Linked DNA regions of Homo sapiens: region 2 is linked to region 1. The links are chromatin contacts, found by Hi-C or POLR2A ChIA-PET in ENCODE. All regions are on one chromosome and are shown on one strand. Each heading gives the region's core, a stretch centred on a gene start or an enhancer-like site at or near the end of the contact. The rest is flanking DNA. Distances are from core to core; before and after follow the strand shown.

What was found. A loop is a pair of places that touch in the nucleus more often than their neighbours do. ChIA-PET counts read pairs that join two places held with the same protein, here RNA polymerase II (POLR2A). Pooled maps may share reads with other maps.
Region 2: a loop to region 1 is called in a pooled map, with 1.8 times the contacts of the local background. The contact joins two enhancer-like sites. A Hi-C loop is called at or near these places in 1 of 50 pooled maps. POLR2A ChIA-PET finds 5 or more read pairs at or near these places in 4 of 52 experiments (OCI-LY7, Panc1, WTC11 and 1 more).

Annotation. Positions count from the first base shown.
Region 1 is chr18:74,245,180-74,251,874 of GRCh38, forward strand. It overlaps CYB5A (cytochrome b5 type A), which reads right to left. Exons shown (of 5, transcript NM_148923.4): 5 at 5,667-6,695. Among named protein-coding and RNA genes, the nearest start is that of CYB5A, 43 kb to the right of the region's middle. RefSeq lists an enhancer at 5,101-6,036. Within about 2 kb of position 3,605, at least 4 of the 41 ENCODE cell types and tissues checked have a DNase peak (open chromatin) inside an H3K27ac peak, as active enhancers do.
Region 2 is chr18:74,375,697-74,383,057 of GRCh38, forward strand. No RefSeq gene overlaps it. Among named protein-coding and RNA genes, the nearest start is that of LINC01922, 30 kb to the right of the region's middle. Within about 2 kb of position 2,660, at least 4 of the 41 ENCODE cell types and tissues checked have a DNase peak (open chromatin) inside an H3K27ac peak, as active enhancers do.

The sequences.
Region 1 (6,695 bases), core at 2,355-4,854:
TGAAGTAATGCTACCATTACTTATAACAAGGTTAAATTTTTCTTTTTCTTTTTTTTGAGATGGATCTCACCTGTTGCCCAGATTGGAGTGCAGTTACCCAATCTCGGCTCACTGCAACCTCTGCCTCCCAGGTTCAAGCGATTCTCCTCCCGAGTAGCTGGGATTACCAGCACGCACCACCACACCCGGCTAATTTTTGTATTTTTAGTAAAGACGGGGTTTCACCATATTGGTCAGGCTGGTCTTGAACTCTTGACCTCAGGTGATCCACCTGCCTTGGCCTCCCAAAGTGCTGGGATTACAGGCGTGAGCCATGGTCATGGCTGATGTTAAATGTGTCCATGTGACAATTCTCACATGATCTCTCCTTAAACAGCTATTGACTTATAAACATGACAAGCATAATCATAATGGTAAAATAAATTCAGCTTAGCAATAGCATATTAAGATAATGAAACAATAATTCTCAAAGTTGGTGAAGGTTCTCCATATGATGTTACTTAAAATTATCAAGTGAATTTCAAATTCTTTCTACTGCAACTTCAAAGTGTTCCTTTATTTCCAGAATTCCCTCGTGGCTGCAAGAATATTAAAACAAGTCAAACTTTCTAATCTAAAAATGACAACATGGCATTTTAATGGTTTCTTAAATTATCTGGACTAAAGGTAACATTTTGCATTTTTTTTTCGGGAGACCTAAGGTTTTCAAAAAGCAAATTTGTTTCACTTGCTTCTTTCTTCTTTAAAAGGAGTGGAGATGGTGGAGCCCACGGCATCCCATCTCTGGTTGTATGCTTGTTTCTAGGCCAATCATGAAGCCCTTGGTCAACTTCAGCCTGGTCCTACAGATTCCAAATACAACCAGATGCAGAGCTGGCTGCATGGCAACTGAGACCATGCCGGGACCACCCACCCACCCTCAAGCTAGACATTCTACTCCTGGTCTTCATGGAGGCTGTGGTCCATGTCCAACTTCATGGCCTACTGGACTCTGTGCCTTCAGTAGGAAGGAGGAGTGACCAGAAGCTGGGGCTAGAGAGAAGAGCAGAGAAAGAAGCCTCACTATTTTTTCATTTTTAAGGACTTTTCCTGACAGATGTCTCCTTCCCACCAACAACTTGGGTTGTGTTTTCCATCTTGATTAAAATATTCGCATTTCAGTCAAAAAATCAAGGAAGACTGTGATTTATGTTTCAGGATTTACATAATGATTTAGTGATCTCTTAATATTCAGACATTATTGATTGATTACAAAATATGTCTCCTCACAGAACCCCTTTGACACCCCATCCCTATTGGACAAACTCGTGCCCTTTTCGATTGCTTCTGAGCTTCCCTGGCAGGTGCTGAGTGCCCAGCACACTTCTTCCTGCTGGCCTCTGCCGGCCACACCTCCGCTAAGCAGCTGAGCATCAGACTTGACATCAATCCGTGCCCCCATTGTCTTCCCACCTCCCCATACTCTCCCTGTACCCCGACTGTCTCCATGTCCCCCATAGTCTTCCTGTCCCCCCACTATCTCCCCACCCCCATCTCCCCATCCTCCTGCTATCTCCCCATCCTCCCGCTATCTGCCTGTCCCCCTGTTATCTCCCCATCCCCCACTATCTCCCAATTCCCCATCTCCCCACACCCCATCTCCCCACCACCCCACTATCTCCCCATCCCCCCACTATCTCCCCATTGTCCCGTTATCTCCCCATCCCCCATCTCCCCATCCCCTATCTCCCCATCCCCCGCTATCTCCCCATCCTCCGCTATCTCCCCATCCGCCCACTATCTCCCCATCCCCCACTATATCATCCCCCACTATCTCCCCACCCCCATCTCCACAGCCCCCACTATCTCCCCATCCCCCCATTGTCATCTCCCCACCCCCCACTATCTCCTCACCTCCCCATTGTCTCCCCACCCCCTCACTATCTCCCCATCCTCCCATTGTCTCCCCATTGTCTCCTGGCTTCTGTGTCCACTCCTCCCAGGAGATGGCAGAGCTCTCAGCAGGGGCCCTGCCATTCCTCTTCCCTTGCCCTTGGTAATGCTGATGACCAAGGAGTGACACTCACCTTCCAGGGTGACAGCACGACCCCAAATGCCAGTGCTCCCCACCCTGATGTGGAGCCAAACCAAATGGTGCCTTCAGATAAGGTGACAGAGTGGACAACAGTGATCACAGGAGAGAGAAAGGGGAGCTTTATATACTGGGCCAGCCTGGCCTTCTAGGGATTTCTATACATGGATGTGATTATTAGCTGCAATTACTGCAATCAGCTTTGTTTTGCTCAAATTTTATACACCAAACACCTCATCTTAACATAAAGCAATCTTTAAGAGGTCCGGATGGGAAAGTGCAAACACGAATTAGACACATGGGCCAGCAGTGGACGGCTGCTCTGTGGTCATTTCAATCCTCACCCGCTGAGGAGCCACCATCCCCTCACATCTGTGGGGCAGGAGGAGCACACATCGTGTGTCCGAGTGTTTTAATGTTGTGCAGCCACTGACAAGTCTTAAAATATACCCCATCCACCTGCCTTGACAAATGGCCAGAAAGGTCACTTTTGAAGTTAGGATTTTCAGATTCATCAAAGTTCTGTGCCAGATGGTGGTGGCATTGGAAGAGTCAGCTCCCAGCTCCCCGCTTCCCTTCTCAGCGCCAGTCCACTCACATGCAGGGTCCAAGTGCACTCAGGAAGACCCTACCTGCAGACCCCACCTGCTCATCCAGGGTGTCCAACTCTCTGAAGACCACCAGCCCTCGTCTACTCTTTCGGCCCTGATGTGCACCCCCCAGAGCCTGGTGACCCTCAGGAGGATGAGCTGGGGAGACCCAGACCTACAGGCAGGATTGGGCTGTGTGTGGGGGGTACTAGGGTTTGGAGGGGTACAGGCTCCAGGTGGGCACATCCTTGGCCCATGGGGAAGCCCACAGCCAGTGGACCAGACGGGGTCCTCCGAGTGGGCAGGACCTCTAGTCGAGGCCTAAGGGAAGCGTTGCTCATGAATTATATCAATAGGAAAGTAAGATTCCGCAAGGATAAGTAATTTACTCAAAACGATGCAGCTAGCAAGCAGGAGGGCCAGGTTTCCAACCGCGGTCTCCAAGCCTCCCAAGCCTTCCTTTCTGCCCAAGAGTGACTTCAGATTTTCAGTACAACAGATGTCTTCCGGAAAGAGAAGGTGTTTTTCATTCTGTCCCTGCTTTATAGTATCAAAGATGCCTTACCTTTATTTTAAAACAATACTTTCAGATTTAGTCATTCCAACTTACAGTTAGGAGTACAGAGTCTTAAAAAATCAAATCAAAGACTTAGAAGCCACGGAAAATATGAAAACAATTCACAATTTAGTTTCAACTCAAAACCTTGAATGTTTCTGTGAGCCAGGCTATGTGCTGAGGCCTTGGACTGATGAGCTAACAAATAAAAAGCAATTTTTTAAATATTTTGCAAGAAAAACATTCAGGCAGGCTGATGTCAAAATTAAGTGTGTAGTGCATAACCTCACTCAATATACACTATCAATGCTTGAAACTTATGTTGTGATTTCACAGTGTGGCCAGGCCATGGAGAAAGGATGTGGGGACAGGTGTGTGAGGCGGTGGCGGGCAGAGGCAGCCAGTCAGAACAAGCTCCTGCCACGAGCTAGTGCTCTTCACATATTCTACTTAAATTACCCTTACAAGAATGTTGAAAAACACCTTCAGTTGCCCTTTAAAATTTTCATAATGAGTTTAAATATTTACAAAGGGCATCGTTATGCAACATTTGAAATATTGACATTTTAAAATAAAGCTGAAATATCACTCTTTAAAATTTGCTAAGTGGAATTTAAATATCAATGCAATTTGCCATTACCCTTTTGTAATAGATGCAGAAACACTCTTAGTAGAAAGAAATTGTACATTGTTCCTTTTTCTCCTTGACCTCATAGGTCTATTTCTTCTCCCCAGTTTTATCCTAATGAAAAATATTATGACAGTCTTTTGCCTCCCAATCACATTGTCTATAATGGAAATGTACACATACCAGTGAAATTAAACATTTGATTTTGATTTTCTGTGGACCCATATCACAAGATGATTTCATGTATCTGACCAGTCTCCCAGGGCACTCCTGAGGGAGGGAGGCCTTCATCAAAGACAGTGAAAGCATGGTAGAACAGATATTGCTCAATGCAATGTCATCACCCCTGCTGCTGACTGTCCATGTGAACTCCAACCACCCTCCAGAAGGCTAAATCGCCCCGTTCCTACTCTATGATTCACCGTCAGCAGAGCACACGCCAGACAAGGAAAGCACAAAGCCTGACTTGGGGTGGGGTACCTTGATTAAAGAAGTGTCTCTATTACAGAGACTCACGACCCCACTATGTACCATGTTTGACAGTAGCTTTCACATCCAATATTAAAATTCAGGATGGGTGAGAAATAGGTCTCTGTCACAGATGGAATGTCTCCCCCAAATTCCCATATGGAAACCCTGTCCCCTAATGTGCAGGTATGAGGAGGTGGGGTAGTATCGTGTCATCATAAGAGTCCCGAGACAGCTTGCTTCCTCTCCCTACCATGTGAGTACGCCGAATCTGCTGGCACCTTAATCTTGGACTTCCAGCCTCTAGAACTGTGAGAAGCAAATGTTTGCTTTTTAAGCCACCCAGTCCAAGGTATTTTGTTGGAGTGGCCTGAGCTAAGATCGCCTCTTTCCTGAAAAGTGGGAGAAGAGGAATTGAGTTGAAAGAGAGTAAAGGAAGAAGCGCAGGCATAAACATCAGGTCACTTTGAGAAAAGAATGTGCTGTGGGTTGACCTACGTCCCCCAAAAACATATGTTGAAGTCCTAACCCCAGCACCTCAGTGTGACTATTTGGAAACAGGATCATGAAGATGTAATTAGTTAAGATGAAGTCATGCTGGGGTAGGTAATCCAATGTGTCCTTATGACAGAGACACAAAGGGAGAAAAATGTCAGTGACAATAGAGGCAGAGCCCTGGGTGACGCAGCCGGAAGCCAAGGACTGCGAGGTGAGGACTACAAGGTGGGGACCGCCAGGTGAGGACCACATCGAGGACCACCAGGCGAGGACTATGAGGTGAGGACTGTGAAGTGAGGACCACCAGGTGAGGACTGTCAGGTGAGGACCGCCAGGTGAGGACTGTCAGGTGAGGACCGCCAGGTGAGGACTGCTGGCCACCAGTGGCAGCTGGAAGAGGTGAGGAAGGATTCCACCCAGAGTGTCGGAGGGCGAGTGGCCCAGCTGAAACCTTCATTTACAACGTCTGGCCTCTAAATTATGAGAACACATTTCTGTCGTTCTAAGCCACCCAGTTGTGGTGTACTTGGTTACAGCAGCCTAGGGAAACTCCCACAATCTAGGTAGAAGCTGAGGATCCGGACGCCATCTGTGTCTGCACACCTCTCAGAAAGGCTACGCTGCAAAGGAGAATCTGCTTCCAGAACTTCCACTTGCCTTCATCTAGACACCTCCAGAGGAAGGGAGATGCCTGTTCCAACCAGAGCCCTAATCATCAACTCAAACCCAGGAGGTGAGCAACTGACACACGTGCACCCAATACAGTCCCTGTGTTACAGGAAAGGGGTCCCAATCCAGACCCCAGGAGAGGGTTCTTGGACCTCGCACATGAAAGAATTCAGGGCAAGTCCGCAGTGCAAAGTGAAAACAACTTTATTAAGAAAGTCAAGGAATAGGCCCGGCACAGTGGCTCATGCCTGTAATTCCAGCACTTTGCGAGCCTGAGGCGGGTGGATTGCCTGAGGTCAGGAGTTCAAGACCAGCCTGGCTAACATGGTGAAATCCCGTCTCTACTAAAAATACAAAAAAATTAGCTAGGCATGGTGGCATACGCCTGTAGTCCCAGCTACTCAGGAGGCTGGGGCAGGAGAATCACTTGAACCTGGGAGTCGGAGGTTGCAGTGAGCCAAGATCATACCACTGCACTCCAGCCTGGGCGACAGAGTGAGACTCTGTCTCAAAAACAAAAAAAAAAAAAAAAGAAAGTTTACTTTGCCAAGGTTGAGGACATGCCCGTGACAAAGCATCAGGAGGTCCTAATGACATGTACCCAAGGTGGTCAGGGCACAGCTTGGTTTTATGCATTTTAGGGAGACATGAGACATTGATCAATATATGTAAGAAGTACATTGGTTCTGTTTGGAAAGGCGGGACACCTTGAAGCAAAGGCAGGAAGACTCAAAGCAGGAGGGAGCTTCCAGGTCACAGAGAGGTGAGACACAAAGGGTTGCATTCTTCTGAGTTTCTGATTAGCCTTTCCAAAGGAAGCAATCAGATATGCCTCTCTCTCAGTGAGCAGAGGCTTGACTGAGTAGAATGGGAGGCAGGTTGGCCCTAAGCAGTTTCCAGCTTGAGTTTTCCTTAGTGATTCTGGGGGCCCAAGATGTTTTCCTTTCACAAGCAGCAGATGAAAAGAAAGGGCAGCCTCTGAAGTCTCTCACCTCTCTGAAGGGAAAGCAATAGAGAAAAAAGTGTCAAATATCTTTCCTTGAGAGTCTGGCTGCACAAACTGTAAATGTTAAAATTAGGAAGTAAACTCTCCTTTACTCCACATGTTGTTCCCAAAACACATGAAGAAACATTGCCAGCCACAGCAGCAAATTGCTGAGTCACTGATAAAAATGTCAAAGTTCAACTGTTATGTTTCTTAACGATATACAGATG
Region 2 (7,361 bases), core at 1,410-3,909, 130 kb after region 1:
CTTATCTGGCCTTATATTTCTATAGACTTCTGTTTTAAAAAGATTCCATGAACTCATGTGCAGATTTCCGGAGTACTTTTATCTGTGTAGCCCCTTCCCTTGAGAACTCTGCCTCACAGGTTCTTCACAGAGCCGCCTGGCCTTCCCCATCTCTGACCTCTGTCTCTGCAGCTCTGTGAAGCTGCCTCACTTTTTTGGAGTTCTCCCTCCCTGGACTGTAGCCCAGGACTTATCTCTAGGCAGAAAGGCCAGCTGATGGTAGGGCTTACCTTGTCTTCTTCCTTTTTCTCAGGAATCACAGTCTTGTTTTGCCCTATATCCAAATAGTGGCTTTCTATATTTTATCCTTTTTTTATAGTTGCTTACAGAGGGAGGGAGATCACAGGCCGTCTTACTCCCTCATGGCCAGAAGCATGAGATCACTAGCAGATCATTAATGAGATCCAGAGACGATGGAGAAAGCAATGAGTCATGCGCAGTTTTGAGGTTACTGCCATGGGCAAGCAGGTGGATGATGGTCCCATTCACGGAGATGGCAAAATCCAGGGTGATAAACATGGGTAGGGGAGGGCATGAAAGAACTTCATGGGTTTACTGTTGTGTATGTTGGATCTGAGTCACTTGCAAGTCATTAAAGAAGCGAGTAAGCAGTGGAGGTTACAGAACAGCTCCCTCACGAGCTTCCACCTCCTTCTCTTCATTCCACTCTGGGCTGCAGTTGCCATGGACTAGTGACCCCTTCCCAGGGTAATCAGCAGTGGTTATAACCACTTATTTTAGAAGAAAAATTTATTTGTGAAATTTAGTTGGGATAATCCAGCCCCACAGTCTTCCAAATTATTAGGGTGCATGGCCCAGCATTGGTACATTTCCCAAAGGCTGGATTGTCCTTTCTAAACAACACAACAGATGAAACACCAGTAACCTAGTGCAAGTAGCACGGCCCCAAGCCCAGTTCATTCCTTCCCTTTTGCAAGCTGCACGGTCCCAAGCCCAGTTCATTCCTTCCTTTTTGCATAGCACGGCCCCAAGCCCAGTTCATTCCTTCCCTTTTGTAAGTTGCACAGCCCCAAGCCCAGTTCATTCCTTCCCTTTGTTTTTCCCCCGACCTGACCTTAACTTACTTTTCCTCCTGTCTTTCTCTTTTTCCTTTACAATGATCTCTCCCCCACTGCAGAGAAGTGAAGAGAAGGCCAAGCTGTCAGGGTTTCCTACAGCATGGGGAACTTCTCTAGGGACCGCCTGTGAGGAGATATGCACCAACTCCACAAAAATAAGCAATAAAATATTTGCACATTGTGGTCTATAGCCATATTTGGGAAAGAAAATTATTCTAAAAAATTATTCTAAAGAAACACAATCTGCAGCAATGTAACTCTGACACCGTAATCACAACCTTTACATTATTATCCAAAGGGGTTAGCTCCTTGGAGCCTAAGCCACATTATATCTTCTTCCTGGAGGAGGTTCATTCCCCACTGGGGTGATTTCCAAGAAGAAAGAAGGCCTCAAAAATAAATTCAAGTTTCTATCCCTTAGGAGGCAGGAAATCGCAGGAACTTTAAATTTACAACGTTTAAATATTATCTCTTCATTAAGGACGTGTGTGTGTGTGTGTGTGTGTGTGTGTGTGTGTGTGCGCGCGCGCGCATATATGTACCATTTATATATAAATAAAACCAGCCGGGAGCAGTGGCACTTTGGGAGGCTGAGGGGGGCGGATCACCTGAAGTCAGGAGTTCGAGACCAGCCTGGTCACCATGGTGAAACCCTGTCTCTACTAAAAATAAAATAAAATAAATAAAAATACATAAAAAAATTAAAAAAATTAGCTGGGTGTGGTGGTGTGTGCCTGCAGGTCCCAGCTACTTGGTAGGATGAGGCAGAAGAATCACTTGAACCTGGGAGGCAGAGGTTGCAGTGAGCCAAGATCATGCCACTGCACTCCAGCCTGGGTGACAGAGTGAGTCTCTGTCTCAAAAAAAATAAATAAATAAAGTAAAACCTTGGGATCTGGTCTCAACTTGCATTTTATTACTATTGTTTGATAAGGAAGAGAATCCTGTATTGGGAGCACTGGCTAGAAAATGTGGATTTTGCTTTGTTTTCTATAAGTGGCTACAGCATAAAAATAACCTCTGAATCTCGATGAGTATCTATTGATATCTAATGCCAGCTCCTTTTTCTAAGTATAATGGTCCCTGGAAAGTGTTGTTCAACTTCATTGTTACAACACTGGAATTCTAGTAACTTTGGAGACACTGTGGTGGTTTCTGCTGTTGCAGAAGAGTTAGAATATGATTTAATTGGGTGAGAGCTGTCCTCAGGAAATGCTGTGAAGGTCCCTGCCTTGTAAGCTAACAATCAAAGGAGTAGTTGACAAAAATATAGTGAAGAAATTCTGGAGCTGGTAGTTTGAATTCCTGTAAGTCCTTAAAATCACAAATTTTAGAGAACCTGGTGATATTTAAAGAGAAGAAAACAGAGCTTTTTGTTTTTGCCATTCAGAATTGTGTACTTTGAAAGAGGAAGTGGGATGAAGAAAGGACTATAAAGTGAGTTATGGTGTCCAATGGTAACCTGCAACAGCTTCAACTCAAAACAGCTTGAGGACATGTTTTATTCTCCGGGTCCTTAAAACCATGATCTCTACCCACACTCCCTAAAACTGGGGATTTTTAGCCACATCCGTCCCTCATCTGAGAACACCACATTTCTCCCTCTGTCAACATCTTGAGGAGCTCTGTGCCAGCAGCCACCCTTGCAGTTTAGTTCATTCCTCCATCAGGCTCCAGTTTGGAATCCAGTCCTGATTTGACCGCAGCCTCATGGGAGAGGCTGTACACTGTCTAGTCATGCTCATGACCACTGGAAACCTCCACACGTCATGCAGCTGCCCAGCCTGGGCACCCACAGCCCAGCTTCTCTCCACATGCAGACCTGTCCTCCCTGACTGCTGGCCCAGCTCCTGCAGTCACCCAGCAGCTACCAGAGGGCCCGGCCAAAAATCACACAAGACTTTTACTCAAGTTTTCTAAAATAAGATTGCTTATAAATGCCACTGACAACCATGTTCATAGTTTCGACTTCTTAATTTCTGCCAGCATTTCTACCTTAGAAGTTTCCACCAGCTTCCTGCCGAGCAGTCTTCATCTGTCCCCCTGATGGACTCCTGAGGACCTTTCTATCTGCACAAGGTAACAGGTAGGAGCTGGAGGGTTTCTTCTAAGACGATTCTGTGGAAGAAAATCCAGAAGACACTATGTGGAAATTATTAGATAGGAGATTAGGATCCAACAGGACATGCTATTGTATCTGTTGCCTCAGCCCCCCACAACAAAGAGTTCTCTACCCAAAATGCGAAGCTGAGGTTAAGAGACCCTGAGCTAGAGAACATGAAGGTACACCTGCTGACCCTCATCTTAGAACTACAGAGTTATAAAAATTACATTTTCTGTAACCCAAAGTTACAGAAAAATAGGACCTAATCTACACCAGCAGTCCCCAACCTTTTTGGGACCAGGGACTGGTTTCACAGAAGACAATTTTTCCACAGACCAAGGTTGGGGGATGGTTTGAGGATGCTTCAAGCCCACTGCATTTATTATGCACTTTCTTTCTATTACTATTACATTGTAATATATAGTGAAATAATTACACAACTCACCATCATGTAGAATTAGTGGGAGCCCTGAGCGTGCATTTCTGCAACTAGAAGTCCCAACTAGGGGTGATGGGAGATAGTGACAGATCATCAGGCATTAGATTCTCATAAGGAGCGTGCAACCTGGATCCCTCCCATGCACAGTTCACAGTAGGGTTTGCACTCCTACGAGAATCTAATGCTGCCACTGATCTGACAGGAGGCAGAGCTCAGGCAGTGATGTGAGTGATGGGGAGCGGCTGAAAACACAGGTGAAGCTTCACTCACTTGCCTGCCACTTCACCTCCTGCTGTGTGGCCCAGTTTCTAACAGGCCGTGGACAGGTACTGGTCCATGGCCAAGGGGTTAGGGACCCCTGATCTACAGGATATAATTACATTGGAGGAAAATAACTTGGACACACAGCATAGCTAATAAAGACTAACAAGTGGCCCAGACAATAAGTGCTCTGAGTTCAGTGGACAAAGAGGGTCCTCCTGGGATCTGCTTCCATCTGGCACAGGTAGAGAAGATGCCTCTGTGAATTGCAGACTTGAGAAGAACCCTGAGAAATGGGTAGGAGAGGCAAAAGAGGACATTTGCAAATGTCTGATGCTGGAAATTTACAGATGTGTTGGAGGCAGGGAGTAGACTGGCTTGTCTAGAATGGGGGATTATGAAGAGAAGTGGTAGGAATTTAGGTTGTAATGGTGTATTGGGACCAAATGATGGGGGCCTTCAGGCGGCTTGGGATTTTACTCAAAATGATCTTTTTTTTTTTTTTTTTGAGACAGAATCTCACTCTGTCACCCAGGCTGGAGTGCAGTGGTGTATTTGTAATCTTGGCTCACTGTAACCTCCACCTCCTGGGTTCAAGTGATTCTCCTGCCTCAGCCTCCCGAGTAGCTGGGATTACAGGTGCCCGCCACCACGCCCAGCTAATTTTTATATTTTTAGTAGAGATGGGGTTTCACTATGTTGGCCAGGCTGGTCTTGAACTCTTGACCTCAAGTGATCCATCCATCTTGGCCTCCCAAAGTGCTGGAATTACAGGCATGAGCCACTGCACCCGGCCCACAGTGATTTTATAATCACTAGAAAGCATCCGGTAAGTTTATAAAATAAATGATAAAGATGAGAAGGGAGACCTGCATTTTGAGTTCTCCTCCCGCAGTGTGGCTGCTAACAATTCTATTTCACGCCTCTGCTGCCTTCCCCCTAGACCCGAGACAAGTAGACGTCCTCATGCTGCCAGTAAGAGATGGCAGCAGAGGGGGAAGAAAGAAATGCAGATTTTTTTCAACCATGGGAACCAACAGCAGGGAACCCTATATCCCCACTATCCTGCATTCATTCAGGCAACAAACATTTATTGCCAACTGTTTACAGATGTTTGAACATTGATTCATTATGGAATCATAAATCTCAGGTAAGAATGAACCTAAAATGCAGTCCAGGGCCTTAAACAAGGGCCTTCAATGAACTTGAGTAGAAATAAACCCCTGATGTGAGTGAGTTTCCAAGGCCACAGGAAGAGATGACAGTCTGCTTCCTACCTGTACTGAGCAGGCCTGTAGCCAGAAGCCCTGGGCCAGTGCGGGGAGGGGACTGGCTTTCAAGCTGTGTCTGGCAGTGGCGGTGGGATTGTCTTGCTTCACATTTTCAAACTAGAAACAACACTGTGTGGCACCATTGGTGTTTGTTAAGACATTGGATACCAGTAATTCTAAGAACTAACCAAGCAGCAGCAGCTCTGCATCCCCACTGCCGGGTAAGGATTATGGTCGGGCTGTGGAGCCCATCAACATGTGAAAAATAAAACGGACCCCACGGTCACCTCCCCATGGTCACCTCTGCCAGAGAATCAAGCCCACCAGGCAGTAAATTGCCGAGACCTGCTCAGTCGGGGAGACCCTAACCCAGCGGCACTAGAGGAATTAAAGACACACACAGAAATATAGAGGCGTGAAGTGGGAAATCAGGGGTCTCACAGCCTTCAGATTTGAGAGCCCCGAACAGAGATTTACCCACATATTTATTAACAGCAAGCCAGTCATTAGCATTGTTTCTATAGATATTAAATTAACTAAAAGTATCACTTATACGAAGGGATGGGCCGAATTAAAGAAATAGGTTGGGGTAGTTAACTGCAGCAGGAACATGCCCTTAAGGCATAAATCGCTCATACTATTGTTTCGGCTTAAGAACACCTTTAAGCGGTTTTCCACCCTGGGTGGGCCAGGTGTTCCTTGCCCTCATTCCCGTAAACCCACAACCTTCCAGCTTGGGCGCTAGGGCCATTATGAACATGTCACAGTGCTGCAGAGATTTTGTTTACGGCCAGTCTTGGGGCCAGTTTATGGCCAGATTTTGGGGGGCTTGCTCCCAACAGTAAATGGCAAGAGTGAGTCCTCGCCCTCAGAACTGCTTTTAGACAAAGACCGCTGCTTGCCTGAGGTCTCAAAGGCCGTCCTTGTCAGATGCAGCTTCCCAGAGGCTCAACATCGGCTGAGCGGTGCCCTCGTCCTACTGCAGGAGCCGCACCCGGGAAGAAGAGAGAGAAATGCTGCTCCCCCGTGTCCTTCTAGCCAATGGCTTTGGCTCTGGGGGACAAAGTAACAGGAAACCATTTCTAAATCCTCCTTGTCTATGATTTTTGCCAAGTCAGTTTCAGGCAACGGGGAGGACAGCTGCCCTTCTGGAGTACATGTGTTCTTGGAGAGGCTGTCCCACCCTGCACCTCTGGGGGACAGCTGTTAATGGCCTGTGGACCAGGGCCTCCATCCGCACGGGGAGGGGCAGCCTGCAGACAGTTTTTTGTGTCAAAACTGCTAACAGTGCCCCGTCCAACGCCCTCCTCCCCACGGGTGAACAGTCCTCCTTATGAACATCTGAGCCCCATGCCATAACTTCAAGTTTTTCAAAAGCTGTATTTGAGTTCTACAAGACTCAGCCATATTCGTGTTAAGATGTAAATCTCACATCGCACCTGTGGCCCTTCTCCTCCCGCAGAGCAGACCCAGACTATCCCTGGGAAATTTGTGAAGTCTGTGCATTGTGGGGAGGGGTGGTAGGAAAGTAGGGGGCAGGGGCTGCTCTTTCCCCTTCCCTCTCCTGGCTCAATCTCCGACAGGGGCCGGGGAGGATGAAGAGAGGCAGAGACAGCTCATCTCCAACACAACAGCCCTGGCAAAGCCTCTCCCTCTGGGCTGATCATGGCTGCACTTCCAGCCGTGGATCTGAGGGCTAATGTGCAGTCTACGGGCCAGCAGCCCCGTCCACCCAGCAGAGCCCTGTGCCCTGGTCCCAGGGAGGCTCGGAGCTTTCTCTGGCTCCACGGGCCCTGCCTTTGGGATTGGAATCTTGGGTGATGGCCCTTGCCCCCTCCTCCTGGCTGTCCCAGCACACCATGCCTGCTCCAGGAGCTGTGGGCAGGTCAGCTTCCCCATGGCTGAGCAGATGCCTCGCTGGGAAGGACATGAGGTGCCCTTTCCTCGAGGACGCCTGGGACATGATGAGGGGTTCCCTTGGGCCTTGCTGCTCCTCTTTCCCCACTCCCCTGGGGAGGTGCAGGGTGGGGCAGCCTTTCCAAGAACACACGTACTCCAGAAGGGCAGCTTCCTCCCTGTTACCTGAAACGGCCTTGGCAAAAATCATAACAATGAGAAAATTATGTGTCGATGAAGAGTTGAAGTCTGTAAAATATTTGAAGAGATTT